Regions from separate parts of the Homo sapiens genome. Here region 1 is linked to region 2. Evidence: read pairs that join two places in POLR2A ChIA-PET (ENCODE). Cell type or tissue: HepG2. All regions are shown on one strand. Links, peaks and the distances in the headings refer to the core of each region. The heading gives the core; the rest is flanking DNA.

The links. ChIA-PET counts read pairs that join two places held together with the same protein. Peaks named below come from ENCODE experiments on the same cell type or tissue, not always from the same donor. Only the 100,000 strongest peaks of a DNase experiment are listed, where the experiment ranks them.
Region 1: POLR2A ChIA-PET joins it to region 2 with 10 read pairs; 3 of 35 experiments call an interaction of 5 or more read pairs at or near these places.

The regions. Positions count from the first base shown.
Region 1 is chr22:46,429,424-46,433,800 of GRCh38, reverse strand. It overlaps CELSR1 (cadherin EGF LAG seven-pass G-type receptor 1), which reads left to right. Exons shown (of 35, transcript NM_001378328.1): 5 at 320-408. Among named protein-coding and RNA genes, the nearest start is that of TRMU, 96 kb to the right of the region's middle. RefSeq lists enhancers at 493-612, 1,183-1,232. In HepG2, for the core only: no CTCF peak of the experiment used is centred there; a DNase peak (open chromatin) is centred at 2,590; H3K4me3 peaks cover 1,047 bases.
Region 2 is chr22:46,375,394-46,379,770 of GRCh38, reverse strand. CELSR1 (cadherin EGF LAG seven-pass G-type receptor 1) reads left to right here. Exons shown (of 35, transcript NM_001378328.1): 23 at 1,054-1,180; 24 at 2,510-2,710. Among named protein-coding and RNA genes, the nearest start is that of TRMU, 42 kb to the right of the region's middle. RefSeq lists a silencer at 1,845-2,139 and enhancers at 1,845-2,139, 1,590-2,789. In HepG2, for the core only: no CTCF peak of the experiment used is centred there; DNase peaks (open chromatin) are centred at 150, 1,590 and 1,990; H3K4me3 peaks cover 1,750 bases.

The sequences.
Region 1 (4,377 bases), core at 99-4,098, 54 kb before region 2:
AGGCAGGAGAATCTCTTGAACCCAGGAGGCGGAGGTGGCAGTGAGCTGAGATCACGCCACTGCACTCCAGCCTGGGCGACAGAGCAAGACTCCATCTCAAAACAAACAAAACCAGAAAAGAGGAACAAGAATTACTTTTGTAACCAGAAAAGAAAATGGATGGAGTGGTGGGCGCCTCCCACCATGGTGCCGTGGGGAGGGGAGGGAGGACGTGGCCATGTGCACCTGTCTCCCCCTGATGCCTCACAGCGCAATCCTCGGTCCCCAGTAGGCCCCGCCAACCCCTGTTTTCTCTCTGGGTCTCCCTCCCACCATGCAGGCGAGACAACAACGACCGTGGCACCGAAGGTTCCCAGTGGTGTGAGTGACGGGCGGTGGCACTCTGTGCAGGTGCAGTACTACAACAAGGTAAGATGGGCCCCACCACTTCCCCCTGGCCCCAGGGCGGCTCGAGAAGGTGCCCTGGGGCGAGGCGCAGTGGCTCACGCCTGTAATCCCAGCACTTTGAGAGGCCAAGGCAGGTGGATTACCTGAGGTCAGGAGCTCGAGACCAGCTTGGCCAACGTGGCGAAACCCTGTCTCTACCAAAAATACAAAAATTAAAAAATTAGCCGGGCGTGGTGGCGGGTGCCTGTAATCCCAGCTACTCAGGAGGCTGAGGCAGGAGAGTCACTTGAGCCTGGGAGGCAGAAGTTACAGTGAGCCGAGATCGTGCCACTGTATTCCAGCCTGGGTAACAGAGCGAAATTCCATCTAAAAAAAAAAGGAAGGAAAAAAGGTGCCCTGGTAGATTTTCTGTCTTGAGACATTTGTGCTCTGAATTTTTTTTTAAATGTGCTATTGGAAAAAATGGTTTAGGAAATGCACATTTGTGGAGGGTCTGTGTAAATACACCTGAGCCCTGTGCTGGGGTCATAGTCCCACCCAGAGCTCTGGGTCGGGGGGTACACAGGGACCCCGGAGATCTCCTGCGCTGGGGGAGGGACACAGAAAGGGCTTATTCATTTGCAGCCACCTTGGCCAGAGTCTACTAGTGGCTGAAATTCTGGGCTGTTCATACACGGCTCTGTAGCCAAAATCGTCCACTGTACCTGGATGTAACTGGCGAGCCAGAACACTCTTCAAGGAAGTGCCGTGAAGGCTGGGTGGTTTTGGTTTCACTTTATTTTGCTGTTCGTTGGCTTGTAAGGAAACACATTGTTTTTTGCATCAAAATGCTGTGCTTTCCACGGCTGTGATTTTGCAAATCCCTTTTCTCTTCTTGGGAAGCTCCAGGGTGTGCCCCCGCTTGCTCGTGGGTCTGCGTGGGTCTTACCGGCTCCTCCTGGAGCCTGGCCACCCCCGCTGTGCCCCGCTTCCCGGACTTCACAAGGCTGGGGCCTAAGCTTGGTTGGCAGACGAGGGCTCCTCTGTCCTCCAGGAGAATCGACCCAGTCCTTCTATGGAGAGAGCATCTTCCTTCTTTCACAGCCACTGTGCCTGGCTGCGACTCACCAGCAGTTGGGGTCCAGCCACTGGGCCTGAGGTCGTAGTGTCGCCTCCACTGGCTTTCACTCTCCTTTCCATGCTGGCCACCGGCGTCCCTCCACCTCCCTGGCCCGCCCCTCCCATCTGCCTTGAATATCCCATCATCTCCCAGGCGTGCCACACAGACTCCAAGTAGTGGTCACCTGCACAGAGACCATAGTTTTTGTCCTCTGTCCCATCAGTGCCAACCCAGGGCAGGTGGAGCTTGAGCCTCATTTGGGAGGAGGGCAGATGGGAGGTGCTGGTGAGGTTTGGGAGCTGAGTGCTTGCTCGGGGTTTGGGGGGATATTGAGAGAAGGCTGGCAGGTGTCTGGGCAGGGTCTGGGCTGCCGCACATTGGATGTCACCCCTAGTGGGGCTTGGCTGATGTTTGGAGAACCATGTGCTTGACAGAGGTGCAGGGGCTGGTGGGGTGAGGGGCTCAGGGCTGAGCAAGAGGAAGAGGGTAGCCCTCACAGACGCGGATTTATTTGCTGCCATTGTCCATTTCAAAGACCGAGTCTTTTCTTGATACGGTGCCGTCCTGTGGCTGTGTGGGGCAGTGCTAGCCAGTGTGAAGCGCGTTCACCTGGGTGAGCTGCACGGGTGGCCGTTGCGTCCTGCTGCCTGGCGCTGCCTACTCTGACCTGGTGACCCTTCCTGTTGTGCCCTTCCAGCCAGCTGGGGCTGGACACCAGAGCTCAATGCCCCCTGGGGTGGTGCCTCCCAAGGGCTGGGCCACAGGGGACCCTGGAGACGGTGCCCCATCGTCAGGGAAGCATAGGGCATAGGTGGCGCATTTTCCTTCCTGCACGTATCAGAAGACCAAGTCCAGAGATGAACGTTTGTTGCTGGGGAGGGGGTAGGCAGGGGGAGGTCGAGTCAGCCTTGGTCTCCCCATCAGTGCTCAACACTCCAGAATCATCATCTGCCTATGGCAGAAGCAACAGTGTGTCTGCAGTTGCAGAGGGACTCGCAGCCAGGACGCCACTGTGGCCACCTCTGTCCACACTCCGCCCTGGCTCTGAACACAGTGAGTGTTCACTGGGGCCCGCCTGTGGCCGCCCCTTTCCGGGAGCTCAGAGGAGCAAAGTCCCCGTGCAGGACGCCACCTGCACTGTCCCGGAGGAGAGGGGCCTCATGTAAGAAGATACACAGAGGACGGTGGATTACCGGGATCCATGGCTTCCGTGTCTAGGGCCGGGTCCTGTCAGCGGTGCCTGAGCACAGCCTCCCGTGTGGGATTAGGCCTTTCCTGCGAGCGCCAGATACTTCTCTCTCTTGCCTGAGGTTATTTGATGGAGGAAACCAACCAGTTTTTACTGTGTCTTCAGGCGTCCATTAGGAGGTCTGACGGGGCCACACACTAGGATGTGTTAGCAGAGATTATGAGCACCAGCCCGAGAAGGAGACAGTACTGCTGCTCCGTGACTTAGTCTCCGAGTGGCAGCTCTGACAAACCCAGGTGCAGAGGCCTCCTCTGGAGTGCACCTGAGCTGGGGGCAGGACCAGTCAGGTTGGGAGCAGTGTGGGGGCCTGGAGGGGTGGCGGGGGCCAGCTTGAGGTCAGGAAGACAATCTTCTGGGGGCTGGTTCCTCTGCTCTCTGGGCCTCCACTTTGTCTCCAATGTCACCTCTGGTCCTGTCCTCCAGCAGCCACCTTGGGGGTGACCTTGGGCCACCAGGGAAGGTTTTGGGGAAGACGACAGGCTCAGGGTGGGAGGGGACCCCCAGGAGGAGGAGGCGTTGGGGCTGGACGATGAGGGGTGTCCAGGGCCATGACCAGTTGAGAGGGGCTCAGGGCTGGGGCTGCAAGGGTGATCTTGAGGGTGGTGGGTGACACTGCCGAGGGAACCCCCCTGCACACGCGTCCCTGCCTGCCTTGGCTGATGCAGACGGTCATCCCCCCTGCCCCGCCCAGCTGTGTCCTTGCCCCAGCACGCTCCATTTACCTGCCACACCACCTCGCTGGTTTTGGTTTTTGCATTTTTGGGGATGATGAAGAAAACATACTTGAAAAAATTCAGCATACAGCAGTCTGGAGAGGGTGGAAGCATTGGTGCGGGCCATGCCGCTGCTGCCCACCCTCCTCTCTTCAGTCTCGTTCTCTGTCCCCCGCCCTCCAGAGTGGCTGTGTCTCTGAGGTGTGGGCCACCTGCATTTTAGATCTGAGCATGATCTCCCGGGTGTTGCCTGTCAGAGTGGCCTCCTGCACTGCCTCCACGTGCAACCTGCGGGGACCCTTCCCCCACCCACCAGTGTACAGGGCCTGGGAGCTGCCAGGCTGGTGGAGCAGTCAGGGTCCCCACAGGAAGCAGATGGGGTGCTCCAGTGGGACCAGCCCTGGAAGGGTTATTTACAAAGGGCTGGGCAGGGCATGGGGCATCCATGAGAGGCGGTGTGGGACCCAGGGCTGGAGGCAGTGCCAGCGGAGCTGCGATGGCCCTTAGTCCTAGAGCATCAAGGGAAAGGGCAGATTGGAGCCCAGAAAGAAGGGGTCATGGTCAGAAGCCACAGGAGAGGGCTGCGGACCACCCAGGAGGGGCACAGCTAACCAGGGACCCTCCTGACACCCCTCCCCTCCCTCACTCTATCCTCCCGTCTGGCTCCCCACTGGCCAAAGCCACCAGAAGCCATGGGGTAGGGAACCCTCCCAGGCAGGGAGCAGGCAGAGTCTGTTTATTTTTCCTTTCTGCCTGATGACATTTTAGACGAGAAGGTTTATTGGTCTAATTCACCTTCAGCAAAACCAAAGGGTACATTGGAGTCGGACGTTTTTCCAGGACGGTCTTTTCAAAGGCAGGCACTTGTACATTTGTGTGGCGCTCCGCCAAGCACAGATGAACAACACAGCCCCCACGCCCACAGCCAC
Region 2 (4,377 bases), core at 141-4,140:
GCAGCAGGAACGCTGCCCCCATCACAGTTGCCCTGGGCACAGTGAGGAGCCGTGAGTGGGGGCTGTGCTGGGGGTGGCGCTATGGTGAGCGAGCCCGGTTAGCCCAGCCTCATTCTTCTCCTGCTTCTGTGCTTTCCAAGTTCTAGTTAATAAGCAACCAGCATGGCACCTGGAATGTAGTAGGCGCTTGGCTTATAAAAGAGAGAAGAAAGGAACCCATTCCACCACGACGGACGTCAGGCCCGGCTGTCTGTCTTGGGCATTCATCTGCGTCCTGGCAATTAGCTCCAGCTCTAATGACCTGCTCTCTGCTTTATGTTGCACTTATTATTCCCAGATTGTAAAGTTTGTGCCAAACATATTAATGCTAACATCCCATTTTACAGATTAGCAAAGTAAGGATCTGAGAGGTTATGTGATTTTTCCCAGAGTCTGCGAGGGCAGGGCCCTGTCTGAAGCTGAGACACACCTTATAACACCTTGTTATTTGGGGCTTCCCATCAGTAAAACGGGAGTCATAATGGGGCCCTGGCTTCTGGGCAGTTCCCATAAAACATTGTGCAATCTGAAGATGAAAGTGTCAGAGGAAGGTGAGATGTCCTTTCTGAGAGCGTCTGCCCTCAGAAGGAGACGGGACCGCATCGCAGCTGTGTGAACCCCGGGCAGTGGTTCCAGCAGCGGGGCGGACGCGAGACAGCCCCATTTGAGTTTTGCTGCTAGATGGCACGTAGAACTTGAACTTCAGAGGGTGCTCCTTGGAGGCCCTGACCAGACACAGAAGGGAAGGGAGACTGTTCCCATGGTCCTGCCTCCGCGGCAGTGAGGCTGCTCTTCTTACAGCCAGGTGGCTCTTGTCTTCGGTGTAGGGGGCTGGTGAGGAACACGGTGGGGAGCAGCCTGCGAGGGCGCTGGGCTTTCAGCACTCACGGCACCTGCTGTTTGGTTTGGCCAGGATGGCCTGGGAGCCCCCAGGGCTGGGCAAAGGCTGCCCTTTACAGACTCATGGGCAGAGGGAACCGTCTTACCCCTGCCCCTTCTCTGTCCTCTCCGCAGCGTTGGTGGGACGGGAGGGTGGTCTGCCCGGGGCTGCGAGCTCCTGTCCAGGAACCGGACACATGTCGCCTGCCAGTGCAGCCACACAGCCAGCTTTGCGGTGCTCATGGATATCTCCAGGCGTGAGGTGGGCATCCTCCCGTGGCCACTGTGCCCTCTGGGCCTACCGCCAAACCTGCCCCTCCCCCCCAAACCTGCACCTCCCCGCCAAACCTGCCCGTCCTCAAACCTGCTGAGCCTGCCCCCAAATCTGTCCCCTCCTCAAACTAAATCTTCCATTCTAAGTGCTTGGAACAAAACAAATCAACCGATTAAAACACATATTCGAGGATTGGCCAGAGTCTGAGGATTTCCATAACAAAGCCCCATTATAAGGGTTTTCAGAGAGCCCTGGTTATGTATTAAACCCCGGAATGGCAGACCCAAAGCTCAGGCTCCGAGGAGCTCTCGGAACCTGCCCCTCACTTCAGTGCGGGTCTGTTGGACGGTGCCGCTCCCCACCTGCTTTGATCCTAAGGGAGGTGACAGCTGCTGGGCGCTCTCCCTCGGGGCCACACGCAGGGCAGCAGGACAAAAGGCTGGGCGGCTAATGTTTAACCTCTGGCATTTTAAGCGGCCTGGGAATGTGAGCCGGCCATTGTGGGCTGCAGATGAATTGGGGAATGGCCCGAGCGCTGTCCTGGCCTCCCGTTATCCAGACAGGAGGGAGGTGGGAGCCAGCCTGGCCATGGCCTGTGTGGGACCCTGGGGTCTAGGAGTCAGAACCAGGGGCCTGGGTAGCCTCCCCCGGCCCCTCCCCGGGGTTGCACTGTGGCTCAAGGGCCCAGGCCACTGTCCTTTCCGAGGGCTTTTTGATGTGAAGTGGCCCTGGTTTCTGTCACATTCTTGGAAGGGTGAGTCAGCCCTCAGGCGGGGCTGGAGGAGGGCAGCGGCCTCTTGTGCAATATGCAGGTGAAGCTGACCCGCCTCTGCCCCTGTCTCATGGGCAAATGTCACTCCCCAGCAGGACCCAGCCTGGAGACGGGGTCAGTGATTAGTGGAGTTTGTTCATATGTGGGCGGGGTTGGGGCTTGTCTCATGGCCAGGATGCCAGGTGACATGTGGGCCAAGGAAGCTGAAATTGAGGCAGAAGAAAGGAGGCTGGAGTGAGAGTCCGAGGCTCCCATGGCCTGGGCGCCCCAAAGCCAGAGGTCTCTGAACGGCCCCCAAGCCAGTGGAGGGAGCCTGGCGTGCTGCCGCAGGCCCCAGGGATGCCCAGGGCCCAGGGCATTGAAGGAGCCTCAGGAGGGGCAGTTCCAGGCCCAGAGCCATGAGCACTCGGCCTCCCCAGCCCAGCCTGATCCTGCCAGCCTTGATCGTTTCATAAGCAAGTGTGTAATTTATCTCTGTTATGCAATGACCAGATCTGAGCCTCGGCCCTTACCTTCTCTCCTGCCTTTAACCCTCCTGCCCATAGAACGGGGAGGTCCTGCCTCTGAAGATTGTCACCTATGCCGCTGTGTCCTTGTCACTGGCAGCCCTGCTGGTGGCCTTCGTCCTCCTGAGCCTGGTCCGCATGCTGCGCTCCAACCTGCACAGCATTCACAAGCACCTCGCCGTGGCGCTCTTCCTCTCTCAGCTGGTGTTCGTGATTGGGATCAACCAGACGGAAAACCCGGTATGGCCACTCTGCTCCCCTCCCCACTGTCTGGGCCGCAGCTTGGAGCAGCTACCATAGTCCTGTCCTGGCCACTCCAAGCACCCTGGCTAGCTCCTCCTCACCACCCCCACCTCTGCTTCACAGATGCCCTTTCAGGAACGTGCCTGGTCACAGGCTGTGGGTGGAGATGTGGGATTCACTGGCAGGCCCAAGCACTTTGACTCTATTGGGAGATGGGGGGCCCTTTCTTTCTTTCTTTCTTTTTTTTTTTTTTTGAGAGTCTCGCTCTGTCAATCCAGGCTGGAGTGAGATGGCACAATCTCAGCTCACTGCAACTTCCACCTCCCAGGTTCAAGTGATTCTTGTGTACATCCCCAGGAAAATACAACTCTTGTCAAAAGTGATTTAAGGGCAGTGGCTCATGCGTGTAATCCCACCAGGATCCCTTTGGGAGGCTGAGGCAGGCAGATCACTTGAGGTCAGGAAGACCAGCCTTGCCAACATGGTAAAACCCAATCTCTACTAAAAATACAAAAATTAGCTGGGCGTGGTGCCGGGCACCTGTAATCCCAGCTACTCAGGAGGCTGAGGCAGGAGAATTGCTTGAGCCTGGGAGGCAGAGGTTGCAGTGAGCAGAGATGGAGCCACTGCACTCCAGCCTGGGCAATAGAGCGAGACTGTCTCAAAACAAAACAAAATGATTTAAGATGTAGAAAGACTAAATAGTCCTCTCACCGTTAGAGAATTTGCATTGCAGTATAAAAACCACGGCCAGGTTGGGTTTATCTTAGGAATGCAAGGATGGTTTAACATTTTAAAAATCTATGAATGCCATTTACCTCACCAGTACATTTAAGGGAAAAATATTATTTTTCTCAGAAATGAATGTACAAAAGAATTTTGATAAATGTTATGCTCATTAATGATTAGAAAGAAAGAAAAACCTTTGAACAGACTAGGACTAGGGGAAACTTTAATCTAATGAAGACATCTACAGAAAACCTGCAGTTGCAATAAATAACAATGGGAAGATACTGGAGGCATCCCCTGTAACATCAGGAACCCACTCACGTTCACCACTGTGGTGCAGGGTGGCCTTGCCAGTGCAATGAATAAGGAAAACAAAAGCATAGAGATCAGAAAGGAAGAAACAAAGCTGTCATTATTAGGTAACATGAAGGATCTCATAGAAAAAATCTAAAATAGTCTACAGGCACGTTATGAGAAACAATTAGGCTGGGCACGTTGGTTCATGCCTGTAATCCCAGCACTTTAGGAGGCCGAGGCAGGCAGATCACTTGAGGTCAAGGAGTTCGAGGCCAACCTGGCCAACATGGTGAAACCCTGTCTTTACTAAAAATACAAAGATTAGCTGGGCATAGTGGTACGCACCTGTAATCCCAGCTACTTGGGAGGCTGAAACATGAGAATCGCTTGAACCCGGGAGGCAGAGGTTGCAGTGAGCTGAGATGGTGCCACTGCACTCTGGCCTGGACAATAGAGTGAGACCCTGTCTCAAAAAAAAAAAAAAAAAAAAAAGAGCCTGGCAGCAGGTGGACGACGGGCAGAAGATCAGAGCAGTCTGATAATGCGCAGGCCTGGGAGGTGGGGTGGAGACCCAGAACTGAAGCCAGGGCACTGGGCACGGGGAGAAAGGAGGGACAGGACCAACCGGTTATGGAGCA